Linked DNA regions of Homo sapiens: region 2 is linked to region 1. Evidence: chromatin contacts called from ENCODE Hi-C data. All regions are on one chromosome and are shown on one strand. Each heading gives the region's core, a stretch centred on a gene start or an enhancer-like site at or near the end of the contact. The rest is flanking DNA. Distances are from core to core; before and after follow the strand shown.

What was found. Hi-C counts contacts between places; a loop is a spot of excess contacts on that map. Pooled maps may share reads with other maps.
Region 2: a map with no recorded cell type shows a loop between it and region 1 (10-fold over the local background). The contact joins the enhancer-like site here to the promoter of NKX2-3 in region 1. A Hi-C loop is called at or near these places in 3 of 37 single-sample maps with no recorded cell type and 5 of 50 pooled maps.

The regions. Positions count from the first base shown.
Region 1 is chr10:99,531,158-99,534,573 of GRCh38, forward strand. NKX2-3 (NK2 homeobox 3) reads left to right here and starts at 1,785. Exons shown (of 2, transcript NM_145285.3): 1 at 1,785-2,332. The coding sequence starts at 1,975. It overlaps LINC01475 (long intergenic non-protein coding RNA 1475), which reads right to left and starts at 20. Exons shown (of 5, transcript NR_120618.1): 1 at 1-20. RefSeq lists an enhancer at 1,115-2,006.
Region 2 is chr10:100,825,385-100,828,800 of GRCh38, forward strand. PAX2 (paired box 2) reads left to right here. Exons shown (of 10, transcript NM_000278.5): 9 at 1,625-1,711; 10 at 2,159-3,416. The coding sequence ends at 2,235. Among named protein-coding and RNA genes, the nearest start is that of PAX2, 82 kb to the left of the region's middle. Within about 2 kb of position 1,753, at least 3 of the 41 ENCODE cell types and tissues checked have a DNase peak (open chromatin) inside an H3K27ac peak, as active enhancers do.

The DNA.
Region 1 (3,416 bases), core at 535-3,034:
GGCCGCCGCTACCCTAAGTACTCCGGGGCGCACGTGGCCCGCGCGGCATCCCAGCTCCCCGGGCGGACCCAGGGGCTGCCTCTCCACAACAGTTCCGCTCCCTTCTGCAGAGCCCCGCCTCTCCCACCTCCCGACAGGCTGTTCTTTCTCCCTTCAACCTTGGGCACCCACTCCTGTCGCCGTTGCGGGACCCGCGTGGCAGCCCTCCACCCTCGTACCCACTCCCAGCCGGTGTCTTATGCCGCTCGGAGGCAATGTCCACCGTCCCTGCACCTTTCACCTGCCCCTTCCAGGTGAGACGGGTCTCTTTCAGCTCCGCCATCCTGACCGCCAAAAAATGCTTGGATTGGCTGGGGCCGGATGAGGACAGCCACGGTTGAGCTGGAACCGTTCCCTATTTTTTTAAGGCCAGCGCTGCACACGGGTCTTTCTGTGGCCCTCAAAGCAGCGCCCGCTGCTCCTCACTGGGCTAGGCCTGGTAGCGAGCAAATGCCTATTGTGGGAGAAGATGGTCCCAGAGTTTCCAGCTCAGAGTTTCCAGAATCTGTGGGGGACTGTATAGACTCCCCCAGAAAACAACCAGGGCCTCATGAAGGTGCCAGAAGGCGTGTAGGTAGAGAAATTTTAAAAGCCTGTCGGAGAGGCAAGGCCTACATTCAGGCTCCTGATTTCAATAGGTGGAAAAGAAGGCTGCCAAGGCTGGGTCACCTCCCTTGTGAGGACAGATCCTGCTCTCAGTATGTGCCACACTCCAGCCACGCACCACCAATGCAGTCAACAAACACTGCTTGACCTCCCATACAGAAAAGCAGTCGTTGACACGTACTGAGCGCTTAACACGCGTGAGGCCGTGCACTAAGATTCTGGCATGTTTTGCCTCATTCAACCCTAGCAACAACCAAAAAAGGTATTACTGCCTTCGTTTTATAGACGAGAAAACAGACTTAGAAACGCCGAAGATCACACACTGACTAGGCCAAGCAAGAGCTGTCGAATACCAAAGTTTAGTCATAACTCTATCTTCCTTTCACATACTGCTCTGTGCGGCTGCTGCCAGGGATACAAGGGCAAAAGCAACCCCGGGACACTGCCCTCATGGAGCTTACAGTCTAACTGGGGCGACCAGGCAGGCACATACAGCTATAGAATTAAGTGGGAAGTGATAAGTGACATGCATGTCCTTTGCTAACACAAGCTGCAGGTTCAGAGCCTGAAAGAGGGGACTTCCGGCTAGACGATCTAGGAGCTCTTCCTTGGAGAACAGTTTCCACTCGTGGAGGCTAAGTGTCAGAAACATGTTCCAAGTGGAGAGAAAGCTTGAGCAAAGGCAACAAGTTGAAAAAGGACATGTCGCCCACCCATAGATAGATAAAACACTGCATCTCCTCGTGGATCCAGCGCCCAGTATTTACCCGCCAGGAAGTTTTCCTGCCCCGCGCAGCAGCTGAAAAAAACACACTCCTGGGGCATCCTTCCCTGGCGTTGGTTCGTGGACAGCAAGCCTCCCAGAACTGGCCTAGGTCGGGAAGGTGCAGCCACGCGGGAATCAATGGTTCAGGAACCGGATCTGTGCAGCCTCGCCCGCAGCGTCTCGGACTTCAGGACTCTATACTAGTCCTTGTCTATTTCTGGTAGAGCCGCAACATCCCACTCGCAGAGAGCAGGGGGCGTGGCCCACATGAGCCAGAACCTATAGGGAGGGAGGTTGGGGCGCCAGCCCCGCCCCCCCAACGTGACGCAAATCTCCCGGACAGAGGCTTAGGAGCCCGGGCCCCAGTCCCTGCAGTGGCTGTAACAAAACCCAGACCCCCAGGTCCCGGCCAATGGAGGCGATTTAGACTGGAGTGGGACCGCGTCTGTCAAAAGCCCGACTCGGCAGCAGCGGCGGAGTCCAGGAGGAGAGCTGGAGCCGCCGCGCTGCCTCCCCGCCCCCGCCGGGATTTATTATTTGGACTGGACAATTAAGTGGCCCTGATGATGTTACCAAGCCCGGTCACCTCCACCCCTTTCTCAGTCAAAGACATTTTGAATCTGGAGCAGCAGCACCAGCACTTCCATGGTGCGCACTTGCAGGCGGACTTGGAGCACCACTTCCACTCTGCGCCCTGCATGCTGGCCGCCGCTGAGGGGACGCAATTTTCTGACGGAGGGGAGGAGGACGAGGAAGACGAGGGCGAGAAATTGTCCTATTTGAACTCACTAGCCGCAGCAGACGGCCACGGGGATTCAGGGCTGTGTCCCCAGGGCTATGTCCACACGGTCCTGCGAGACTCGTGCAGCGAGCCCAAGGAACATGAAGAGGAGCCCGAGGTCGTGAGGGACCGGAGCCAAAGTGAGTAGAGGGGGAAAGAAAACGCACCCGCACACCTGGAGCAATGGCAGAGCGCACACAAACAGCCCACAGACCTTGCCAGCGCAGCTGCCCATCCCTTTACCCTTTGGCTGGGGCCATGCCTCCGCCCTGGTCACCGACAGCTCCACAAAGCGCAGGTACCTGCAAGGGAGCCGGGGTGGAGAGACAAGGACGAGGTGACCCTGACAACTACTCCCCCCAAAAGGGGGAAATGAGGGAAGGGAAGGTGGTTACTGCTGCCCTGATGCTGAGAGGCGACGTGGGCTCAGCGCCTGGGTCCTCATAACTGGCAGTATTTTTGCTCTTCCCCCCGCCCCAAAAGGCTCTTCCCCCAAAAAGGGCAGGAGCCTGGACCTTTTTCGTTTTCCCTCTAGGGTGAGATGAGTTCTCTTAGCCCAGGGCAGCCACCCCTTCTTCTCCGAAAAGACAGCCCAAGCAGCCTGTGTCTCTCGCACCCGCAGGGGCAGGAACTTTGGTGGAGGCCAGCTGGGCGGTTTCCTCCCTTCTCTGCTTGGAGCTCAGCGTCCTTGAACCCGTGGCACTCGGTAGAGAGAGAGGAGATGATCGGAAAGTGCGTGGGAACAATGTCTATTCCGCGCGACCATAGCTCTCACATCCCTAAGGCGCCAGCCTTTTTTGAAAATCCGTAACGTTTTGCTTTGTGTCCCAGGCTGCGGGCCTAATAGAAAACGCGCCGAACTTGAGTCCGAGATCTTGGCTGCTCACATCGGATGGGAAGTGAATTGATAGGGAGATGGGATAATCAAATAAAGTCCCCAAGGAAGTGTATTTAAGAGGACAGAATCACAGTCTTTCCCCAAGAGGCGGTTTGATGTGGCAGAGGCCAAGGCCTATGCTCTCATAGTTCCCAGAGCCGAAAATCGGCATGAAACTGTCTATAACTAGTCAATCAAACTTCATTTTCAAAGTGCACACAGATGTCGTCATAACATTCGCTTGTAGTCTTTTATAAGCCACACACACACACAAGTCCCTGAGCCATGCACAAGCGTTACACTCAGAACAGATTTTCGCGCAACCCATGCCCACCGGCCCACTCATA
Region 2 (3,416 bases), core at 503-3,002, 1.3 Mb after region 1:
CCATCCCTAATCAGAGGAGTTGGGTTTGGGTTGTTTGAATCAGAGAGACAGAGGCTGTATTTAAGGTCTGGTGACTGCAGCTGGAGGTTGTACTATACCTAACCCCTAACCCCAGATTGGGAGCAGGGTCTTGAAGCCAAAGAGAGTTGAAGTTCCTATGTGCACAAACACCAAAACACTCTTGTCTTAAGGAGGGTTAGACTCACTCAGCCAGCAACTCACTCCCTCTGGCCGCCCTCTATGTGGCCTTTCCCTGAAGTTCAACTCTCATTGGTATGGGGAATGGGGAGGATAGAAGAGAGTGGTTGGCCCCATCCATCCAGGGACATTTAGGTATAACCCTGGGTAAGCAGAGCTTGGGGTAGGGGCAGCGGCAAAGAGGGAGATTGCTGCTGGGTCTTATGGACTAGGGGCTGAAGGGAGTTAGAGGTGTGGGTAAAGGGATTCCTGCCCAGATTTAGGGGAAGGAAAGTAGAAGCCTTGTTGGGAGGCAAGGAGATTTTAGGGAGAAACTCCCAGCAGTGAGCAGGTGGGGGCTGGAGGAGGTTTTAAAGAGGTGGGGTGAGGGAAGAGTGGGGAGGTGGGGGCAGGGAGTCTGCAGGGAGGTGGGGAAGAGGGGAGCCGCAGAGAGCTCGTGGTGTCGAGGGGGGAGTCGTTAAACAGAATCTAGTGCTGATGAGGAAATTACACTTGTTTCATTAGCGATGGGGAAGGAGATAGCTCAGTTCCTCTTGGTCACAGTTGAGCTCAGAAGCTCATTATCCTGCTGCACGCATGCTTTCCCTCCTCGTCAATAAACAGGCTTTCCAGTGGCTGCATCCCCCACCCCCACCCCAGCTCCCTCTCAGAGAGGGGCCCCTTCTCCTCTACTTAACCCGCGGTTAGGGATCACTGTAAACAGTCTGGGGTCATCACACAGGAGAAAGGGCGAGGGGGAAACCTGGAGGCCTGGCCTTTCTCCCGCAGAGGGAGGGAGGTAGCTTCCGACGACGGCTCCCAACCCACGGGCCCTCCGCTCACCGCTAGCGGACCAGCGGGCAGTCCACCTGCGCCGCCTCCATCCCCTGCCGCGTAGCCCACGCATCCAACCTCTTGAGGGAAAGGCGGGAGGGCGGTGTCTCCCAAAAGAGCTCCCACCTCTTGTGTTGGCACTGCACATTGATGCCATTCTTAGGACTTTCTGGGAGAAAAATGTCCCGAAGGCCTTTCTTCGCCACCGCCCCCCACTCCCATTTCCACCCATTAGGGGCCATGCCTCCTAGAACCGGAGTGGCATCTATAAAGGCCCTGGCCCCCAGCGCGACAGGGTGGACGCGCCCCAATACAAACCCTTCGTGGGTGGCCGCGAGCGCCTCCGCTGGGAAGCCCTGGGCGGGCACCGGCCCACAGGTCCCGCCCGTGGGTGTGCGAGCGCGTCGGTGCCTCCCGCCTCCCCGGGCTCTCTCCACGCGGACGCGGTGATCGCCCCACCTCCGCCCGGCCCGCCCGCCACGGCCATTACCCTGCCCGCGACACCTGCGCCTGAGACCCGGCGGGAGGAGCGGGCGGAGAAGCCACCGGCCGGACTCGTGGGGTCCGCCCTGGCTTGCAGGCGTCTGATCCCCACTCCCCGACCCTCCCGCAGGGAGCGAGTTCTCCGGCAACCCGTACAGCCACCCCCAGTACACGGCCTACAACGAGGCTTGGAGATTCAGCAACCCCGCCTTACTAAGTGAGTACGCCACCTGGCTGGCCGGCGGCTCAGCGCGGCCGCGCGGCTTCTGGGCACGGTCCCACTCCCGGCGACCCGACCTCTGGGGACCCGGCCGGGCCAGGGGGACAGGCTTGTTAGTGCAGCACTGAGGCCCGGGGACCCCTCGAGGACGCCCGCACCTCCTGCCCTCCCGTGCCCTCCCTGGTCGCTCGAAGGCTCTGCGCCGCCCTCGCCCTCGGATCCCCTGGAGGGTGCGCAGCCGGGCGTCACCAGATCGGGTCCCTCTCATGCCCCGTGAACGCAACTATTCTCCGGGGCAACTGGCTCCACTGCCCAGCCAAGGTCTCCCAGTCCGGATCCCGCTGGACCCCAGCCAGGGGAGGTCTTTTCTGTGCTTTTCTTTCCTTTTTTGTTCTCCTGTTTGTCCTCTCACCCAGCCCATTCTTCTCCTGTGTTAACTTCCAGGTTCCCCTTATTATTATAGTGCCGCCCCCCGGGGCTCCGCCCCTGCCGCTGCTGCCGCTGCCTATGACCGCCACTAGTTACCGCGGGGACCACATCAAGCTTCAGGCCGACAGCTTCGGCCTCCACATCGTCCCCGTCTGACCCCACCCCGGAGGGAGGGAGGACCGACGCGACGCGATGCCTCCCGGCCACCGCCCCAGCCTCACCCCATCCCACGACCCCCGCAACCCTTCACATCACCCCCCTCGAAGGTCGGACAGGACGGGTGGAGCCGTGGGCGGGACCCTCAGGCCCGGGCCCGCCGCCCCCAGCCCCGCCTGCCGCCCCTCCCCGCCTGCCTGGACTGCGCGGCGCCGTGAGGGGGATTCGGCCCAGCTCGTCCCGGCCTCCACCAAGCCAGCCCCGAAGCCCGCCAGCCACCCTGCCGGACTCGGGCGCGACCTGCTGGCGCGCGCCGGATGTTTCTGTGACACACAATCAGCGCGGACCGCAGCGCGGCCCAGCCCCGGGCACCCGCCTCGGACGCTCGGGCGCCAGGAGGCTTCGCTGGAGGGGCTGGGCCAAGGAGATTAAGAAGAAAACGACTTTCTGCAGGAGGAAGAGCCCGCTGCCGAATCCCTGGGAAAAATTCTTTTCCCCCAGTGCCAGCCGGACTGCCCTCGCCTTCCGGGTGTGCCCTGTCCCAGAAGATGGAATGGGGGTGTGGGGGTCCGGCTCTAGGAACGGGCTTTGGGGGCGTCAGGTCTTTCCAAGGTTGGGACCCAAGGATCGGGGGGCCCAGCAGCCCGCACCGATCGAGCCGGACTCTCGGCTCTTCACTGCTCCTCCTGGCCTGCCTAGTTCCCCAGGGCCCGGCACCTCCTGCTGCGAGACCCGGCTCTCAGCCCTGCCTTGCCCCTACCTCAGCGTCTCTTCCACCTGCTGGCCTCCCAGTTTCCCCTCCTGCCAGTCCTTCGCCTGTCCCTTGACGCCCTGCATCCTCCTCCCTGACTCGCAGCCCCATCGGACGCTCTCCCGGGACCGCCGCAGGACCAGTTTCCATAGACTGCGGACTGGGGTCTTCCTCCAGCAGTTACTTGATGCCCCCTCCCCCGACACAGACTCTCAATCTGCCGGTGGTAAGAACCGGTTCTGAGCTGGCGTCTGAGCTGCTGCGGGGTGGAAGTGGGGGGCTGCCCACTCCACTCCTCCCATCCCCTCCCAGCCTCCTCCTCCGGCAGGAACTGAACAGAACCACAAAAAGTCTACATTTATTTAA